Linked DNA regions of Homo sapiens: region 1 is linked to region 2. A link is an interaction called in ENCODE POLR2A ChIA-PET data of the cell type or tissue named here. Cell type or tissue: Panc1. All regions are shown on one strand. Links, peaks and the distances in the headings refer to the core of each region. The heading gives the core; the rest is flanking DNA.

Region 1 (16,331 bases), core at 4,287-9,286, 1.6 Mb before region 2:
TCTTCACAATGCCTGGTAAATGGAGAGATAAGGCTCACTAGCCACAGAGAGAAAAACAGGCAGTTAATTTTAAAGGACTCCAGCCCTTTCTGTTCCTCAAGGGGGAATTGGGTTTTCTTACATACAACTGAGTTTTTGCTTACACAGTCTTTAATTTTTTTTTTTTTTTTGAGACAGAGTCTCACTCTGTTGCCCAAGCTGGAGGGCAGTGGCGCCATCTTGGCTCACTGCAAGCCCCGCTTCCCAGGTTCACGCCATTCTCCTGCCTCAGCCTCCCGAGTAGCTGGGACTACAGGTGCCCGCCACCATGCCTGGCTAATTTTTTTGTATTTTTAGTAGAGATGGAGTTTCACCGTGTTAGCCAGGCTGGTCTCAAACTCCTGACCTTGTGATCCACCCACCTCAGCCTCCCAAAGTGCTGAGATTACAGGCATGAGCCACTGCGACCGGCCTACAGTCTTTAATTTCTTTTAATTCCTGTTCTAATCCTTGAGGGAACATTTTTTTTTTTTTGAGACGGAGTCTAACTCTGTCGCCCAGGCTGGAGTGCAATGGCTCGATCTTGGCTCACTGAAACCTCCACTTCCCAGGATCAAGCAATTCTCCTACCTCAGCTTCCCGAGTAGCTGAGAGTATAGCTGGGTGCCACCATGCCCGGCTAAATTTTGTATTTTTAGTAGAGATGGGGTATCGCCATGTTTGCCAGGATGGCCTCAAACTCCTGACCTCAGGTGATCCATCCACCTTAGCCTCCCAAAGTGCTGGGATTACAGACATGAGCCACTGCACCTGGCTGGAAAAATTTATTATTATTATTATTTGAGATAGGGGTCTCACTCTGTCACCCTGGCTGAAGTATAGTGGCATGATCTCGGTTCACTGCAACCTCTGCCTCCCAGTCGCAAGCAATCTTCCTACTTCAGCTCATGAGTAGCTGGGACCACAGGTACATGCCACCACTACCTGCTAAGTTTTTGTATTTTTAGTAGAGATGGGGTCTTGGTATGTTGCCCAGGCTGGTCTCAAACTCCTGAGCTCAAGCCGCTTTGGCCTCCCAAAAGTGCTGGGATTAAAGGTGAGCCACCATGCCTGACCCCTGTGGGAAAATTTTAAAAACAAGAATAAATGGCCGGGCATGGTGGCTCATGCCTGTAATCCCAGCACTTTCGGAGGCCGAGGTGGGAAGATCACCTGAGGTCAGGAGTTGAAGACCAGCCTGACCAACATGGAGAAACCCTGTCTCTACTAAAAATACAGAATTAGCCAGGCATAGTAGTGCATGCCTGTAATCCCAGCTACTCACTACTCAGGAGGCTGAGGCAGGAGAATCACTTGACCCCTGGAGGCAGAGGTTGCAGTGAGCCAAGATCATGCCATTGCACTCCAGCCTGGACAACAAAAGCAAAACTCCATCTCAAACAAAACAAAACAAAACAAAACAAAACAAAACAAAACAAACAAACAAACAAAAAAAACGAGAATAAAAACTGAGCAGACACATTAGCAGCTGCACACTGTGGAATGATAGACTCTACAGTTTAACTCCAGACAAATGACACACACACACACATCAGCATCACCAGCATCACCACCATTCAGAAAAATACAATAGAATCCAGACTCTACGGTTTAACTCCAAATTACACACACACACACACACACACACACACACACCCCATCAGCATCACCAGCATCACCACCTTTCGGAAAAATACAACAGAATCCAGAGTTATTACAGTCTATTATCTAAAATGACCAGTTTTTTAGAGGAGGAAGAGGATAAAATGATCAGTTTTCAAGAAAAAAATTATGACACATGCGAAGAAACCTAAAAAACAGTAACTCATATCCTGATTTTAAAAGTCAATGAAAACTAGCCGGGTGCAGTGGCTCACGCCTGTAATCCCAGCACTTTGAGAGGCCGAGGCGGGTGGATCACCTGAGGTCAGGTGTTTGAGACCAGCCTGGCCAACATGATGAAACCCTGTCACTACTAAAAATACAAAAATTAGTCAGGCATGGTGGTGGGCGCCTATAATCCTAGCTACTGGGGAGGCTGAGGCAGGAGAATTGCTTGAACCTGGGAGGCGGAGGTTGCAGTGAGCTGAGATCATTCCACTGCACTCCAGCCTGGGTGACAGAGCAACACTCTGTCTCCAAAAAAAAAAACAATAAAAAACAAAATAAAAACTGAGTCCAGGCACAGTAGCTCACACCTGTAATCCCAGCACTTTGGGAGGCCGAGGCTGGCAGATCACGAGCTCAGGAGATCAAGACCATCCTGGCTAACAAAAAAATTAGCCGGGCATTGTGGCGGGCGCCTGTAGTCCCAGCTACTTGGGAGGCTGAGGCAGGAGAATGGTGTGAACCTGGGAAGCGGGGCTTGCAGTGAGCCGAGATGGCACCACTGCACTCCAGCCTGGGTGATAGAGTGAGACTCTGTCTCAAAAAAAAAAAAAATAAATAAAAATAAAAACTGACTCTGAGTAGGCCCAGAAGTTGAATTTGGCAGACAAAGACTTTAAAGCACATATTATAAATATGTTCAAGGAATTAAATAAAAATGTTTAACAATGACTCAATAAATATGGAATCTCAACAGAGAAATAGAAGCTATAAAAAAAGAATCAAACAGAAATTCTAGAATTATAAAGTAAAATAACTGAAATGAAAATTTTACTAAATGAACCCAATAGCAGATTTAAGATAGCAGAGGAAAAATTTAATAAACTTGAAGATAGATCAATAATAATAATCTAGTCTGAATGACAGAGACAAAAATGATTGCAGGAAAGTGAACAGCTGGGTACAGTGGCTCACACCTGTAATCCCAGCACTTTGAGAGGCTGAGGCAGATGGATTGCTTGAGCCCAGGAGTTTAAGACCAGCCTGGGCAACATGATGAAACCCTATCTCAACAAAACATACAAAAGTAAGCTGGATATGGTGGTGTGCCCCTATAGTCCCAACTACTTGGGAGGCTGAGGCAGAAGAATCGCTTGAGCCTGGGTGGTCAAGGCTGCAGTGACCATGTTCATGTCACTGCACTCCAGCCTGGGTGACAAAGCAAGACTGTCTCAAAAAAAGAAACAAAAAAACCAAAAAACAAAAACAAAAAAACACCGAAAACAAAAAGACTCAGAGGCCAGTGGTACATCAAGCATGCCGATATACATGTAATACATGTCCAAAGGAGAGGAGACAAAGGGTCAGAAAAAAGTAGTTGAAAAAATAATACAAAGGCCAGGTGTGTAGCTCACACCTGTAATCCCAGTACTTTGGGAGGCCGAGGCGGGCAGATCACAAGGTCAAGAGATTGAGACCATCCTGGCCAACATGGTGAAACCCCATCTCTACTAAAAATGCAAAAATTAGCCAGGTGTAGGGGTGTGTGCCTGTAGTCCCAGCTACTCAGGAGGCTGAGGCAGGAGAATCACTTGAACCTGGGAGGCAGAGATTGCAGTGAACCGAGATCTTGCCACTGAACTCCAGCCTAGCGACAGAGTGAGACTCCATCTCAAAAAACAACAAATAATAATAATAGCCAAAAACTTTTCAAATTTGATGAAAAACATTACACATCTGAGAATCTCAATAAACCTCAAATACATAGACACATCACGGTCAACTTGTTTAAAGACAATTGGCTACCACATGTACAAAAATTCGAACAATTCAGAGAAGATTAGCCAGTCTCCTGTACAAGAATGGCATGCAAATTTGTGAAGCATTCCATATTTTTACATGTAAATAAAAGAAAAAATAAAAGCAAATGTACTATATATAGAGAGTAATACTACTGTGTTAAATACACAGATGAATACAAAAAATCTGAGCATGGAAGAATGAATTTAAAAATAAGTGATTACAATAAAAAGACAAAAAAGATCTTTCAGACAGCAAGAAAAAAAGACTCATCAAATATGGGGGAAGAAGTACACAATTAACGGCAGACTTCTCTTCAGAAACAATGGAGACCAGGAGGCAATGGAATGAGATATTTTAAGAGCTGAAAGAAAATTACGGCCATGTGTGGTGGCTCATGCCTGTAATCTCGGCACTTTGGGAAGCCAAGGCAGGTGGACTACTTGAGCTCAGGAGTTTGAGACTAGCCTGAACAACATGGCAAGGCACCATCACTACATAAAAATTTTTAAAAATTAACTAGTTCCAGCCTGGCCAACATGGCAAAACCCTGACTGTAATAAAAATACAAAAAAAAATTAGCTGGGCGTGGTGGCTAACACCAGTAATCCCAGCACTTTGGGAGGCCGAGGCAAGTGGATCACTTGAAGTCAGGAGTTTGAGACCAGCCTGGCCAACATGGCAAAACCCCGTCTCTACTAAAACTACAAAAAAATTAGCTGGGTGTGGTGGCGGGCACCTGTAATGCCAGCTACTCGGGAGGCTGAGGCAGGAGAATCACTTGAAGCTGGGAGGCGGAGGTTGCAGTGAGCCAAGATCACACCACTGCACTCCAGCCTGGGCAACAGAGCAAGACTCCATGTCAAAATAAATAACAAGGCTGGGCACGGTGGCTCACGCCTGTAATCCCAGCACTTTGGGAGGCAGAGGCAGGCAGATCATGAGGTCAGGAGATCGAGACCATCCTGGCTAACATGGTGAAAACCTGTCTCTACTAAAAATACAAAAAATTAGCCAGGTGTGGTGGCAGGCACCTGTAGTCCCAGCTACTTAGGAGGCTGAGGCAGGAGAATGGCATGAACCTGGGAGGCAGAGCTTGCAGTGAGCTGAGATCTTGCCACTGCACTCCAGCCTGGGCAACAGAGCGAGACTCCGTCTCTAAATAAATAAATAAATAAATAACAAAATACAAAAAATTAGCTGGGCATGATGGTGCATACCTGTAGTCCCAGCTACTCGGGAGCCTGAGGTATGAGAATCACTTGAACCCGGGAGGCAGAGGTTGCAGTGAGCCAAATTGGCACCACTGCACTCTAGCCTCCAGCCTGGGTGACAGACTGAGACTCTGTCTCAAAAAAAAAAAAAAAAAAAAAAAGAAAAGAAAGATTTAAGGGATAAAGCTAAAGCAATGCTTAGAAGAAGATTTGTAGCTTAAATGCCTTTAGTAGAAAGAAAGAAAGGTCTACAATCAATAATCTAGGCTGGGCATGGTGGCTCACGCCTGTAATCCCAGCATTTTGGGAGGCCGAGGCAGGTGGATCACCTGAGGTCAGGGGTTTGAGACCAGCCAGGCCAACATGACGAAACCCGAAACCCCATCTCTACTAAAAATACAAAAACTAGCTGGGTGTGGTGGCACATGCCTGTAATCCCAGCTACTTGGGAGGCTGAGACAGAGAATCGCTTGAACCTGGGAGGCAGAGGTTGTAGCTGGCCGACATTGTACCACTGCACTCCAGCCTGAGTGACAGAGCAAGACTCTACCTCAAAAAAATAAAAAACAAAATAAAATAAAATCAATAATCCAATCTTTCACTTCAAGAAGCTGGAAAAATAAGAGTAAATCAAACATAAAGTAAATAGAAGAAAGAACATAATAAACGCCAGACTGAAAAATCAATGAAATAGAAAACAAAAACTTTAGAGGCAGGAGAATCGCTTGAACCTGGGAGGCAGAGATTGCAGTGAACTGAGATCTTGTCACTGAACTCCAGCCTGGAGACAGAGTGAGACTCCATCTCAAAAAACAAACAAAAAAAATAATAGCCAAAAACTTTTCAAATTTGATGAAAAACATTACACATCTAAGAATCTCAATAAACCTCAAATACCTAGACACATCACGGTCAACTTGTTTAAAGACAATTGGCTACCACATATACTAAAATTTGAACAATTCAGAGAAGATTAGCCAGTCTCCCGTATAAGAATGGCATGCAAATTTGTGAAGCACTCCATATTTTTACATGTAAATAAAAGAAAAAATAAAAGCAAATGTACTATATATATAGAGTAATACTACTAGTTATTTGGAAAGATCAACAAAACAGACATATCTTTAGCTAGATTGCCCAAGAAAAGAGGAAAGAACATACACATTACCAAAATCAAGAATGAAAGAAGGGACATCTTGTCCAAGTGTGGTGGCTCATGCCTGTAATCCCAGCAGTTTGGGAGGCCGAGGCGGGCAGATCAAATGAGGTCAGGGGTTTGAGACCAGCCTGGTCAACATAGTGAAACCCTGTCTGTATTAAAAACACAAAAAAATTAGCCAGACGTAGTGGCGAATGCTTGTAGTCCCAGCTACTCAGTAGGCTGAGGCAGGAGAATTGCCTGAATCCAGGAGGTGGAGGCTGCAGTGAGCCAACATCATGCCACTGCACTCCAGCCTGGGCGGCAGAGTGAGACTCCGTCAAAAAAAAAAAAAAAAAAAAAGAAAGAAAGAAAGAAGGAAGGAAGGAAGGAATTGTAGGGAATTTAAATGATATGGAGAAAACCCTAGAAAGAGACAAATTAACAAAGCTAACTAAAGAAAGAAAAAAAGAAAATCCAAATAGACCTATACCAAGGAAAAGGAAAAGAATTTGGATTTAAAATCGTCCCACAAGAAAATGCCCAGGTCCAGATGCTTTATTGCTAAATCATGTCAACACTTAAAGAACAGGCCAGGCACAGTGGCTCAAGCCTGTAATCCCAGCACTTTGGGAGGTGGAGGCGGGTGGATCACCTGAGGTCAGGTGTTCAAGACCAGCCTGGCCAACATGGTGAAAGCCTGTCTCTACTAAAAATACAAAAATTAGCCAGGCATGGTGGCGCACACTTGTAATCCCAGCTACTTGGGAGCCTGGGGCAGGAGAATCACTTGAACCCGGGAGGCAGAGGTTGCAGTGAGCCAAGATCGCACCACTGCACTCCAGCCTGGGCAACAGAGCAAGACTCTGTCTCAAAACAAACAAACAAACAAACAAAAAGCAAAATAAGAGGATAAAGAGAGGCCAGGTGTGGTGGCTTACGCCTGTAATCCCAGAACTTTGGGAGGCTGAGGTGGGCGGATCACTTGAGCTCAGAAGTTCAAGACTAGCTTGGACAACATAAGGAGACCCCCATCTCCACAAAAAAATTTTAAAATTAGGGCCAGGCAAGGTGGCTCATGCCTATAATCCCAGCACTTTGGGAGGCAGAAGCAAGCAGATCACCTGAGGTCAGGAGTTCAAGACCAGGCTGGCCAACATGGTGAAACGCTGTCTCTACTAAAAATACAAAAATTAGCCAGCCATGGTGGCAGGCACCTGTAATTCCAGCTACTCAGGAGGCTGAGGCAGGATAATCGCTTGAACCCGCGAGGCAGAGGTTGCAGTGAGCTGAGATCGCACCACTGCACTCCAACCTGGGTGACAGAGTGAGACTCCATCTCAAAAAAAAAAAGAAAAAAAAAATCTGCTAAAATTACTTTGTATTTATATACAAAAAAGAGTCACATTCTGAGATCATATAATTATAAACAAGTTTTTCACCTATATGCACTATGGTAGGACATTCTAAAGTCATGTAGGACATACATAGAACAAGTCTTTGTTGCGTGTCTTGCAGAATGTTTAGAATATCTGGACTCTGACTACTAAATGTAAGAATTACTGCCCCTTTCCCACCCATTGTGAAACAACATTGACAAAAATTCTGACTACAATTTTTTTTTTTGAGACAGGGTCTCTGTTGCCCAGGCTGGATTGTAGCAGCGTGATCTCGGCTCACTGCAGCCTCAACCTTCTGGGTTCAAGCAATTCTCCCATCTCAGCCTTCTGAGTAGCTGGGACCACAGGCATGCACCACCATGCCTGGCTAATTTTTGTATTTTTTGTAGAAAAGGGCTTTTGCCATGTTGCCCAGGCTGGTCTCAAACTCCTGGGCTCAAGCAATTTGCCCACCTCAGCTTCCCAAAGTGCTGGATTTACAGGCGTGTACTCACACACCTGGCCTTACAAATTTTCAAAATTCTCCCTATGAGATAGTAGTATTCCTGGTTTTAAAAACTGGTCTAGGCCAGGCACAGTGGCTCATGCCTGTAATCTCAGCACTTTGGGAGGCCAAGGCGGGTGGATCACCTGAGGTCAGGAGTTTGAGACCAGCCTGGCCAACATGGTGAAACCCCATCTCTACTAAAAATACAAAAAAAATTAGCTGGGAATGGTGGTGGGTGCCTGTAATCCCAGCTACTTGGGAGGCTGAGGCAGAAGAACTGCTTGAACCTGGGAAGCAGAGGTTGTAGTGAACTGAGATCACGCCATTGCACTCCAGTTTGGATGACACAGAGCAAAACTCTGTCTCAAAAAAAAAAAAAAAAAAAAGGTCTAATAGAAGTTCTTCTACCTGGAAACATGAGTATGTGGTATAAGAATAATAAGCACATATTACTTTAGAAACTATGAAAATAAAACCAATTTTTTCTTCTTTTTCAAAGTGACAGGGGAGAGATCTCGATGCAGGATATGGTGACTTTTTTTTTTTTTTGAGACAGGCTCTCACTTTGTTACTCAGGCTGGAGTGCAGTGGCCGAGATCTTGGCTCACTGCATCCTCGACCTCCTGGGCTCAAGTGATCCTCCCACCTCAGCTCCCCAGGTAGCTGGAACTACAGGCATGCTCCACCATGCCTGGCTAATTTTTTGTATTTTTTGTAGAGACGTGGTTTCATCATGTTGCCCAGGCTGGTCTCAAACTTCTGAGTTCAAGCAATCCACCCACCTTGGCTTCCCAAAATGCTAGGATTATAGGCGTGAGCCACGGCACCCAGCCGTATATGGTGACTTTTGATATTCTTTTCTTTCCTTTTGATTTTTTTTTCTTTTTTTTTGTAGTGATGGGGGTCTTAGTATGCTGTCCAGGGGGCTGGTCTTGAACTCCTGGCCTCAAGTGATCCTCCCACTTCAGCCTCCCAAAGTGTGGAGATTACAGGCTTGAGCCACCGCACTCAGCCCTAAATGTGTTTGTTGTTTTTTGTTAAAGAGCCGGGGCTGCTCTGCTTATGGAGTAGCCATTCTTTTATTCCTTTACCAGAAAAAGAAGAATAAAAGAGCCAGGCCTGAATGGGGGTATGTCTCACTATGTTGACCAGGCTGGTCTCGAATTCCTGGGCTCAAGTGATTCTCACGCCCGGGATGGAAGGCATGAACCACCGCGCCCAGCCACTTTACTTCTTCACAAGTGTATCTCTGAAGATCACTGCCACATAAACCTTCTACATGGAACTCTCCATATCAGGGCCTGTTTCCAGGGAGAACCAATCTAAGACATTTAGTTTTTCCAACCCACACACTTTGTACCATTAGCCACCCTCCTTGAGTCTTTCAGGTTAAAGAATATCAAAAGTCAGACTGGGTGTGGCAGCTCCTGCCTGTAATCCCAATACTTTGAGAGGCTGAGGTGGGATGATCACTTGAGATCAGGAGTTCAAGACCAGCTTGGGCAACATAGTGAGACCCCCATATCTACCAAATAAATAAATAAATAAATAAATAAATAAATAAATAAATAAAAACATTCAGAACAGGGATCTCTGAGGGAAGAAAATATTTTAAAAACCAATTTTGGTGGCGGGGGACAGTCATGCTCTGTCACCCAGGCTGGAGTGCAGTGGTGCGATCTCGGCTCAGTGCAACCTCTGCCTCCTGAGTTCAAGTGATTCTCCTGCCTCAGCCTCCTGAGTAGTTGGGATTACAGGTGTATGCGCCAACACACCTGGCTAATTTTGTATTTTTATTAGAGACAGAGTTTCACTATGTTGGTCAGGCTGGTCTCGAACTCCTGACCTCAAATGATCCACCCACTTCACCCTCCCAAAGTGCTGGGATTACAGGCATGAGACACCACACCCAGCAGAAAAAAAAATTTTTTTTTAAGTTAAGAAGGCAGAATTGAGCAGAGGGAGTAGCTGACACACAATGTGGTTGCAGCAGAACCTTAACTGATCCTTGGATTTTACAGACAGCCCTGGAATGAAGATAATTTTTCAGAGCTGTCCCAAATGAAGGCAAAGGGACCATGATTTTGTGTCACTGCATTAGCCAATCATTGGCTGCAGGAAAGAAAGGTCAAAACAATTTCCTGTGGCTGATGGTAATGTCCAGTGAGGGAGGCAGCGGTGGGCCATCAGTGGCTGATATTCCTAGCAGCTGGGGAGTAGGCTTATGATCCTAGAAAGGGAATCTGGGTGAAACACCGGTGTTTTCTACAGTTTACCACTTGCACTACTCAGATCCTTTTTTTTTTTTTTTTGAGACAGAGTCTCGCTCTGTCGCCCAGGCTGGAGTGCAGTGGGGCGATCTTGGCTCACTGCAACTTTGCTTCCTGGGTTCAAGCAATTCTCTACCTCAGCCTCCCAAGTAGCTGGGATTACAGGCGCCTGCCACCACACCCGGCTAAATTTTTTTGTATTTTTAGTAGAGATGGGGTTTCACCATCTTGGCCAGGCTGGTCTTGAACTCCTGACCTCGTGATCCACCCGCCTCAGCTTCCCAAAGTGCTGGGATTACAGGCGCGAGCCACCGCATGATTCATTCTTCTTTTTGTTGTTGTTGTTTTTTGCTTTTTGAGACAGCGTTTCACTCTGCCGTCCAGGCTGGAGTGCAGTGGCACAATCTCTGCTCACTGAAACTTTTGCCTTCCAGGTTCAAGCGATTCTCCTGCCTCAGCTTCCGGAGTAGCTGGGATTACAGGCGTGCACCACCACGCCCAGCTAAATTTTCTTTTTTTTTTTTTGAGACGGAGTTTCGCTCTTGTTGCCCAGGCTGGAGTGCAATGGTGCAATCTCAGCTCACCGCAACTTCTGCCTCCCGGGTTCAAGTGATTCTCCTGCCTCAGCCTCCTGAGTAGCTGGGATTACAGGCATAAGCCACAATGCCCAGCTAATTTTTTTTTTTTGTATTTTTAGTAGAGATGTTGTTTCACCATGTTGGCCAGGCTGGTCTTGAACTCCTGACCTCAGGTAATCCACCTGCCTCGGCCTCCCAAAGTGCTGGGATTACAGGCGTGAGCCATCGCGCCCGACCCAATTCATTCTTCTTATAGTTAGTTTGCCCTGTTGGGGAAAAGCATCTATAGCGTTCTGATTGGTTTCATTTCCTGGGGGAACTTTGAGAGAAGGATTAAGTGGAAAAGTTTATAGCCTTTTTACTGCTGCAATTAGTTTTGAGGTTCTAAGAACTTCTCATTATCCCCTCCTGTACCACTAATGCCAGATTCTCCTCACCTTTGGCTAGCACTTCTGCTGGTCTAGAGAGCTGGGTAGCAGAGTGACCCAGACCCTAAATCCTGAGAGTGCCTTTGGTTACCATGTGGCTGCTATACTTTTCTATTTACTGTTAGAATTCTTTTCTATTTACTGTTAGAATTGATCACAGTAGCACCAAGAGGCATCCCAGTGGATGACCTGAATGCCAAAGTATTCTTCCTGGCCAGGCATGGAGGCTCACGCCTGTAATCCCAGCACTTTAGGAGACTGAGACAGGAGGATTGCTTGAGCCCAAGAGGTTGAGCTTGCAGTGAGCTATGATCACGCCACTGCAGTCTAGCCTGGCTGACAGAGCAAGACTGTCTTTAATTTAAAAAACAAGGCTGGGCGCAGTGGCTCATGCCTGTAATCCTTGCACTTTGGGAGGCCGAGGTGGGTGGACCACTTGAGGTCAGGAGTTCGAGACCAGCCTGGCCAGCATGATGAAACCCCATCTCTACCAAAAATACAAAAAATTAGCTGTGCACGGTGGCGCGCACCTGTAATCCCACCTACTCAGGAGGCTGAGGCAGGAGAATCACTTGAACCCAGGAGGTGGAGATTGCAGTGTGCCAAGTTCGCGCCACTGCACTCCAGCCTGGGCAACAAGAGCAAAACTCCATCTAAAAAAAAAAAAGGCCAGGCACAGTGGCTCACACCTGTAATCCCAACATTTTGGGAGGCCGAGGCAGGTGGATCACTTGAGGTCAGGAGTTCGAGACCAGCCTGGCCAACATGGCAAAACACTGTCTCTATTAAAAATACAAAAATTAGCCAAGCTTGGTGGCATGCGCCTGTTATCTCACCTACTCAGAAGGGTGAGGCAGGAGAATCGCTTGAACCTAGGAGGCGGAGTGTGCAGTGAGCCGAGATCGCGCCATTGCACTCCAGCCTGGGTGACAGAGTGAGACTCCGTCTCAAAAAAAAAAAAAAAAGAACTTGGCACAGTGGCTCATGCCTGTAATCCCAGCATTTTGGGGGCAGGCAGATCACCTGAGGTCAAGAGTTCAAGACTAGCCTGGCCAACATAGTGAAACCCTGTCTCTACTAAAAATACAAAAATTAGCCAGGCGTGGTGGCGGGTGCCTGTAATCCCAGCTACTTGAGAGGCTGAGGCAGGAGAATTGTTTGAACCTGGGAAGTGGAGGTAGCAGGTCAGCTGAGATTGTGCCATTGCACTCCAGCCTGGGCAACAGAGACTCCATCTCAAAAAAAAGAAAGATCAGTAGATCCTTTTGTCACATGCCCACTGCCATATCCCCACTGCTGTAATGTTGATCTTTTAGAGTAATGTAATTCAGATTTCATTGTTTTCCATGTTTTTTTTTTTTTTTTTTTTTTGGTTATTGTTGTTGGAGTCTCACTGTGTGGCCCTGGATGGAGTGCATTGGCATGATCTTGGCTCACTGCAACCTCTGCCTCTCAAGTTCAAGCAAATCTCCTGCCTCAGTCTCCCAAGTAGCTGGGATTATAAGTGCGCACCACCATGCCCTGCTAATTTTTGTATTTTTAGTAGGGACGGGGTTTCACCACATTGGCCAGGCTGATCTCAAACTCTTAGCCTCAAGTGATCCAACCGCCTCAGCCTCCCAAAGTGCTGGGATTACAGGTGTGAGCCATCGTGCCCGGCCAGACTTCATGTTGATGGATCAAACACTCTGTAAGTCCTTGGAGAGTGGTACTAGTTACGGGCAGACCCTATGGGCAGGAAAGGCAAACCTATATTCAGAATACGTGTCAATTTCAGTCAAAGGTGGTGGGGTATAATGTCATCAACTTGTCCCTGAACGGCTGCTTGTTCTTCTCGTGGGATAGAACCATATGGGGGCTTAGCCCTGGCGTTTATTAATGACAGATTGAACACTGGCAGCAGCCATAGCTATTTCAGCCTTGGTGAGTAGGAGTTTGTATTAGTCAGGGTTCTCCAGAGAGACAGAACCAATAGGATATACTGGAGGGAGAGAGAGAGAGAGAAGAAGAGGGGATTTTAAAGCTCAGTCTACTGACTCATATGTCAATCTCCCCTGGAAACACCCTCATAGACATATCCAGAAACAATGCTTCACCAGCCATGGAGGCGTCCCTCAATCCAGTCAAGTTGACACCTAAAATTAGTCATCACAGAGCTCATGCTGGTGGGCCCATGCATCACCTCCATCTCTACGACCAGTTACTCCATTCATTGTACCCATTGTTCAGAGCTGGGGTGGCTGATGACAATGGCTGAGTCATTCTGTCTACTTATCTGTTCAATGCTTCCTTTGTAATGGATGCTCTCTGGTGGGCATAACATGTTGTACAAAGATCGTACACTTCAAGACCACTCCTATCGTTACAGAGTCTCACTCTGTTGCCCAGACTGGAGTGCAGGGCTGCAATCATAGCTCACTGAAGCCTTGAATTCCTGGGCTCAAGCAATCCTCTTACCTCAGCCTCCCAAGCTGGACCACAGGCGTGTGCCACCATGCCCTGGCTCTCAGACCTTTTTGTCCTTGTTCTTTCACTCTTTCTTCTCAAGCCCTTGACGAACCAACCGGGGCATTTGCCACTGACTATGTGACTGTGTGAATATTCTGCCCATGTGAATATTCTCATGTAGGGCTACTTCTCTTTCCACACAAAGGGGATGACCAGATATACTGTCCAAATCTTTGTCCCTGGAAGGATTTCCCCTCACCACTATCTTCCAGAGCTGCTTCTGAGTGAGGCTGCAATGCAGCAGGATTCTCTTTTTTGGCTTTTCCCCGTTTACCATGCCAATCCATCTGTGAGCAAAGCTTGGGCTTTTGCCTTCCCTGTCAGCAAGTCACAGGGATCCCTGACAGGGCCATAGGTGAGAGCTGAAGAGAGATGTCAGTGCAACACTGCTGAGTGACCTGGGAGTCTGGGCCACTTGCTTTGAAGCTTGCTTTGCCCTCTGATCCTGCTTATGCCTGATATCAAAGATGCCACCTCTATCTTACAATGTTTTTGTTGTTGTTGTTGTTTTGTTTTGTTTTTTGAGACAGGGTCTCACTCTGTCGCCACAATATGTTCTTGCTGGGCCCACTCTTCCTAATGACATGGAGGATCTGACAGAGCCCAGCTTTTGATGGTTAGTTCTGGCCACTTGGTTACTTGATGTCCTATAGTCAGGTTCTGTGTCTCTACCGGAGCCCAGGAGCATTTCAAGAGCTGCTTTTCAAGTGGTGGGTATTTTCCTGCTGCAGATGGCATGGATTTGCTCCAGAGCTTCAGGGGCCTACATTATGATTCTCCTCTGAGAGCTTGCCAAACCAAAACCAACATCTTCTCCAACCACAGACATTCCAGTCTCTTACGTTCTGCTAGGTCACAAGGCTGCAGAGGCCTTTTCTGCTTTTGGCCCCACTCAAAGTTGATGTCTTTCAGTGTCAGCTAGTAAATTGGTCAGGGTTGTATTCCTAACTGTGAAATATTGCTCCAGAGTCCTAAGAAGATTGGCATCGCACTTCTTTTTTTCTTAGTGGTGGGAGGCATGAGATGCAATATCTGACCTTGACTTTGGATAGATATCCCAGCATGTCTCAGACCACTGGACCTCTAAAAACTTAACCAATGTAGAAATTTCCTGAAACTTTGCAGGGTTTTATTTCCCACTCTCTGAATACATGTATCTTTCCAAGGATACTTCTTGCTCTTCCCGTATGATTAGCATGATGTTATACATATACAGTAGACTGGGCCACTTGCTTTGAAGCTTGCTTTGGAGCTAATATGATGTTCTTCAGAATGTTCATGTAGTCAAGATGCCTTCAGAGTATATTATGACAAAGGGCCAGAGAGTTAACATAATCCTGGAGTCAGGCATGGTGGCTCACGCCTGTAATCCCAGCACTTTGGGAGGCCGAGGCAGGCAGATCATTTGAGGTCAGGAGTTCGAGACCAGCCTGACTAACATGGTGAAACCTTGTCTCTACTAAAAATACAAAATTAGCTGGGCATGGTGGTGTACACCTGTAATCCCAGCTACTTGGGAGGCTGAGGCAGGAGAATTGCTTGAACCTGGGAGGCGGAGGTTGCAGTGAGCCAAGATTGCACCATCGCACTCCAGCCTGGGCAACAAGAGCGAAACTCCATCTCAAAAACAAAAAACAAAAAATGTTAAGAAGGCAGAACTGGCCAGACATGGTGGCTCATGCCTCTAATCCCAACACTTTGGGAGGCCAAGGTGGGCAGATCACTTGAGGTTAGGAGTTCGAGACCAGCCTGGCCAACATGACTAAACCCCATCTCTACTAAAATTACAAAAATTAGCTGGACGTGGTGGCGTGCACCTGTTATCCCCCTACTCAAGAGGCTGAGGCAGGAGAATTGCTTGAACCCAGGAAGCGGAGGTTGCAGTGAGCTGAGATTGTGCCACTGCCCTCCAGGCTGGGTGACAGAGTGAGACTATCTCCAAAACAAAACAAAACAAAAAAACATAATCTTGGGACAAGCCCATAAACAAACATTGTTGTCCTTCCCATGTGGATGCAAATGATCCTGCTTCTGATTCTCCTTCTGATCTATTTGGGATGGAAAATAACATTCACAAACCAAATTAATGGCGTACACCAACACCCGGGGGCTATAATAAACTGTTTTACAAAGTTACCATGTGGGACACAGCAACTGCAATTGGGGTTGTTGTTTGGTTAAGTTTGGGGTACACTGCTGCCATCTGCCATGATCTAATCAATTTTTACAGGAGGTAAGGCAGGAGAATCACTTGAACCCAGTAGGTGGAGGTTGCATTGAGCTGAGATTGCCCCACTACACTCCAGCCTGGGTGACAGAGCAAGACAGAAAAAAAAAAAAAAGATTAGCAATTATGATTCAGGAGTCATGCAGCTGGAGCCTACAAGATTCTGACCCTCTCTAAACTGCTCCTAAGATCAGTGCTTGAGATATTTTGCAGACTCTGCACTTGATGGATCAACTAGCACCACCCAGATCGATTAACTGGCTCATCTGATCTTGTGGCCCCCACCCAGGAACTGACTCAGCACAAGAAGACAGCTTCGACTCCTTATGATTTCATCTCTGACCTGACCTATCAGCACTCCTGGCTCACTGACTTCCCCCACTCACTAAGACGCCCTTAAAAACTCTGATCCCCTCATGTTTGGGGAGACGGATTT
Region 2 (5,000 bases), core at 1-5,000:
GGGCGACAGAGTGAGACTCCGTCTCAAAAAAAAAAAAAAAAAAAGACTAGTGCCCACCTAGTAAGGGCCTCCAGTACTGCTCTCATCCATCCCCCATACCTTGTGGTCTGAAAAGGCAAACAGCCTGGGCTTTTCTTTGAATACTTCAAGAGCAATGTAAGTTTACACATAGGGCATCATTTTTCAGAAAGCTGAGAAAATATCGATTCTTAACTAGTATAACTTTTACGAGACGGCAAACTGGTGAACATCCCAATTGCCTAACACTGTCTATACTAGGGTCAATACCACCTTCTGGACACCTCTAAGAAATGCTCAAAACTCTGTTTGGCCTTCAGGAAACAAAGTCCTAAAGGAAGTCCTAAGGCTCAACAGGCCCAGGATTAGATGCGCTAACAGAAAATTTTGAATAAAAGTATGGGAATTCATGAGCAAGTCTTGTGTCTAAGCCTGGGGAGCTGGTTAGTTCACCTCAAATACTACTTTTTTTTTTTGAGACAGAGTCCTGCTCTGCCACCCAGGCCGGATTGCAATGGCCTGATCTCAGCTCACTGCAACCGCTGCCTCCCAGGTTCAAGCAATTCTCCTGTCTCAGCCTCCCGAGTAGCTGGGATTACAGGCATGTGCCACCACACCCAGCTAATTTTTGTATTTTTAGTAGAGGCGGGGTTTCACCGTGTTGGCCAGGCTAGTCTCGAACTCCTGACCTCAGGTGATCCGCCCACCTCAGCCTCCCAAAGTGTTGGGATTACAGGCATGAGCCACCATGCCCAGACAGTACATTAAATCTCAATCTAATTGAAAGCCTCTGACAGGGCCATAAGGAGAAAAACTCATTTTCTTTCTTCTTATTTACATTTTGAGACAGGGTCTTGCTCTGTTGCCCAGTCCGGAGTGCAGTGACATGGTTCACTGCAGCCTTAGCCTCCTGGGCTTGGTTAATCCTCACACCTCACCCTCCCAAGTAGCTGAGTAGCTGGCATCACAGGCATGCACCACCACGACACACGTGCTACCACACCTGGCTAACTTAAAAAAATTTTCTGTGGAGACAGGCTGGTTGGAACTCCTGTGCTCAAGCAATCCTCTTGCCTCGGCCTCCCAAAGTGCTGGGATTACAGGCGTGAGCCACCACGCCCAGCCTATGTAGCTATCTGTCTGTCTGTCTATCTATCTATCTATCTATTTATCAATCAATCATCTATCTATCTATTGAGACAGGGTCTCACACTGTCACCCAGGCAGGTGTACAGCGGCACAATCATAGCTCATTGCAGCATCCACCTTCTGGGCTCAAGCAATCCTTCCACCTCAGCCTCTCAAGTAGCTGGGACTACAGGCACACACCAGCACACCCAGCTAGTTTTTAAATTTTTGTAGAGATGGGGGTCTTGCTATGTTGCCTATGCTAGTCTTGAACTTCTGGCTTCAAGTGACCGTACCACTTCAGCATTCCAAAGTGCTGAGTTTACAGGCATGAGCCACCACACCCGGATGAAACTGGATATTTTCATGATTTACATTCACTCACATCAAATCAGCTTCTTCTCAGGCTTTTTTCCAAGTTAACATTTAGTTATTGTTTACCAAGCAGTTGAAATTGCTATGTGTCCCTTACTCCTTCTCATTCTCCCACCATTCAATCCAAATCTGTGTCAGATTTTGCACGTTAGAATTAGAGGTGCCCACTGAAAAGAACTGAGACTCTAAGAACTGTGAGCTTTTTTTTAAATTCACTGTTGAATTCCCAATGCCAACACATTGCTTGGCATGCAGCGGATACCCAAGAAAGGCAGGCAGGCAGGGAACAAAATATTGTCTGGGAAGCAGACTTAAAGCAAACCTGAAAAGGCTGTCTCTTCTTCCTACTTATTCTGAGTTGGAGTTTCAAAAGAAGTTTGGTATAATGATCGGTTTTGGTTTTGTGTTTTTTGATGATGGTGGTAGGTGTGTGTTAGTTGCAACTAGACCCATGTATTTCTCTTCGGGAGTCTAAGGACATGAAAATAAGAGTGTCCAGAATGTTTTGGGTGGGAATGCACAATTTAATTCTCTGGCTGACTAGATTGATGTACATGCCTTCCTGGGCAGCAGAGATTTTATGTTGGATTGCAGTGTATTGAGCACTTGGACCCATCCTCATAAAAGCCATACATTTCTCTGCCTCTGCCCCCTCACCTGCACACTCCTCTGCCAGGAAACTAGGGAAAGCATTTTGTGGGAGATGTTTTGGAGCTAAAGTTTTTCTTCTGGCTCAGAGAAAACTGCAATAAACTCTGGCAATAACTAGCTCCAGGAAGGGCAGGAAATGACACATGTCCCCACTGCAGCAGCTTTTGTTCAAAAAACTGAGTGACTTCATGATATGATCACGTGTGCTGTGGAATGTATGCACTGAACCAAAAGCTGCTCATCATGAGTTTTTTTTTAAGCAAACATTATTAGATAAAGCTAAAACATTTCAGTAGTTTTGTCTCAAGGCCAACTCATGGTTTTTTGTTTGTTTGTTTGTTTTTGAGATGGAGTCTCGCTCTGTCGTACAAGCTGGAGTGCTGTGGCGCAATCTTGGCTCGCTGCAACCTCCACCTCCCGGGTTCAAGTGATTCTCCTGCCTCAGCCTCCCGAGTAACTGGGATTACAGGCGCGTACCACCATGCCTGGCTAATTTTTGTTGTATTTTTAGTAGAGATGGGGTTTCACCATGTTGGTCAGGCTGATCTTGAATCCCTGACCTTGTGATCTGTCCACCTCAGCCTTCCAAATTGCTGGGATTACAGGCGTGAGCCCTGTGCCTGGCATATGTTTAAAAGTTGATTGGACAGCTTTGTACAGTGACAGGATTATAGCCAATGAGGCATGATTATTGCTAATTGAAAACTTTTCCCAATACCCTGGCATTGGCAATTTTTGACAATCTCTATGGAGACTGAACTTAAAAAACAAAAGTTGATTGAAAAAAAATTTTTTTTTTTTTTTGAGATGGAGTCTTGCTGTCGCCCAGGCTGGAGGGCAGTGGCACGATCTTGGCTCACCGCAACCTCTGCCTCCCGGGTTCAAGCAATTCTCCTGCCTCAGCCTCCCAAGTAACTGGGATTACAGGCGCATGCCACCACACCCAGCTAATTTTGTATTTTTAGTAGAGACAGGGTTTCGCCATGTTGGCCAGGCTGGTCTTGAACTCCTGACCATAAGTGATCCATCTGCCTCAGCCTCCCAAAGTGATGGGATTACAGGCATGAGCCACCGTGCCTGGCAAGATTTCAAATTTCTGTACGAGTTTGGAAAAGGCATAACACTACCAATGACTTATTAGGAGTCTACTACATTTACTAATTCCTTCCTTTTTGAATTCCTATAACATTTCCAGTTTGAAGCATATGACTTATTACTTTAAGACTGACCTCTAGCTGTTTTATATATACAAATTTTATTTATTTTTTTGAGACGGAGTCTTGCTCTGTTGCCCAGGCTGGAGTGCAGTGGCATGATCTCAGCTCACAGCAAGCTCTGCCTCCCAGGTTCACACCATTCTCCTGCCTCAGCCTCCCGAGTAGCTGGGACTACAGGCGCCCGCCACCGCGCCTGGCTATTTTTTTTGTATTTTTAGTAGAGATGGGTTTCACCATGTTAGCCAGGATGGTCTCGATCTCCTGACCTCGTGATCCACCTACCTCAGCCTCCCAAAGTGCTGGGATTACAGGCGTGAGCCACCGCACCTGGCTACATATATAAATTTTATCTAAGCTCCAGAGCAGGAATAACATATATATATTTTTGGTGTATATATATATACAATATACATGTACAAAAAAAATATATATATACACTTTTTTTTTTTTAAATACAGAGTCTCACTGTTGCCCAGGCTGGAGTGCAGTGACACGATCCTGGCTCACTGTAACCTCCGCCCCCTGGGTTCAAGTGATTCTTGTGCCTCAGCCTCCAGAGTAGCTGGGATTACAGGTGTGGGCCACCACACCCAGCTAATTTTTTTTTTGTTTTGTATTTCAGTAGAGATGGGGTCTCACCATGTTTCTCAGCCTGGTCTCGAATTCCTAAGCTCAGGCAAACTGCCTACCTCCACCTCCCAAAGTGCTAGGATTACAGTCATGAGCCACTATGCCAGCCCGTATTCTATATTCCTCTGAATCCTTCACAGCTCTTTAAAACAGTGCTTAATACATGGAAGAGGCTTATAAATACTTCACCTGAAATTCCATTACTTATTCTAACAGAGGTTACATTAGAAAATGGAATGCCATTAAGTATGAGTAATTTAATCAAAGAGGGGAACAATTTTTTTTTTTTTTTGAGATAGAGTCTTGCTCTGTTGCCCAGGCTGGAGTGCAATGGCGCAATCTCAGCTCACCACAACCTCTGCCTCCCGGGTTCAAGCAATTCCAATTCTCTGCCTCAGCCTCCCGAGTAGCTGGGATTACAGGCGCCCACCACCACGCCCAGCTAATTTTTGTATCTTTAGTAGAGACAGGGTTTCACCATCTTGGCCAGGCTGGTCTTGAACTCCTGACCTCGTGATCCACCTGTCTTGGCCTCTCAAAGTACTGGGATTACAGGCATGAGCCACTGTGCCCGACCAGGGGAATGATTTTTTAAATCAAGTGAAGAAAAAAAAAAAAAAGAGACGGAAAGAAAAATGGAATGCCACTCCTCCAGTACCTGTTTCTAGTGGACACTGACAGTTACTGACCATTCAAAAATGTTAAATAGGCAGGGTGCAGTGCTCACACCTGCAATCCCAGCACTTTGGAGGCCAAGGCGGGCAGATCACTTGAGGCCAGGAGTTTGAGACCAGCCTGGCCAACATGGTGAAACCCTGTCTGTACTAAATATACAAAAAATTAGCCAGGCGTGGTAGCACATGCTTGTAATCCCAGCTACTTGGGAGGCTGAGGCACAAAGATCACTTGAACCCGGGAGGCAGAGGCTGCACTGAGCTGAGATGGTGTCCCTGCACTCCAGCCTGGGCGACAGAGTGAGAC

The links. Peaks named below come from ENCODE experiments on the same cell type or tissue, not always from the same donor. Only the 100,000 strongest peaks of a DNase experiment are listed, where the experiment ranks them.
Region 1: POLR2A ChIA-PET joins it to region 2 with 12 read pairs; 2 of 35 experiments call an interaction of 5 or more read pairs at or near these places.

Annotation. Positions count from the first base shown.
Region 1 is chr1:154,291,860-154,308,190 of GRCh38, forward strand. It overlaps the pseudogene RNU6-239P and the pseudogene RNU6-121P. Among named protein-coding and RNA genes, the nearest start is that of AQP10, 21 kb to the right of the region's middle. In Panc1, for the core only: no CTCF peak of the experiment used is centred there; no DNase peak of the experiment used is centred there.
Region 2 is chr1:155,891,461-155,896,460 of GRCh38, forward strand. It overlaps the pseudogene LOC124904686. Among named protein-coding and RNA genes, the nearest start is that of RIT1, 17 kb to the right of the region's middle. In Panc1, for the core only: no CTCF peak of the experiment used is centred there; DNase peaks (open chromatin) are centred at 1,581 and 2,371; H3K4me3 peaks cover 575 bases.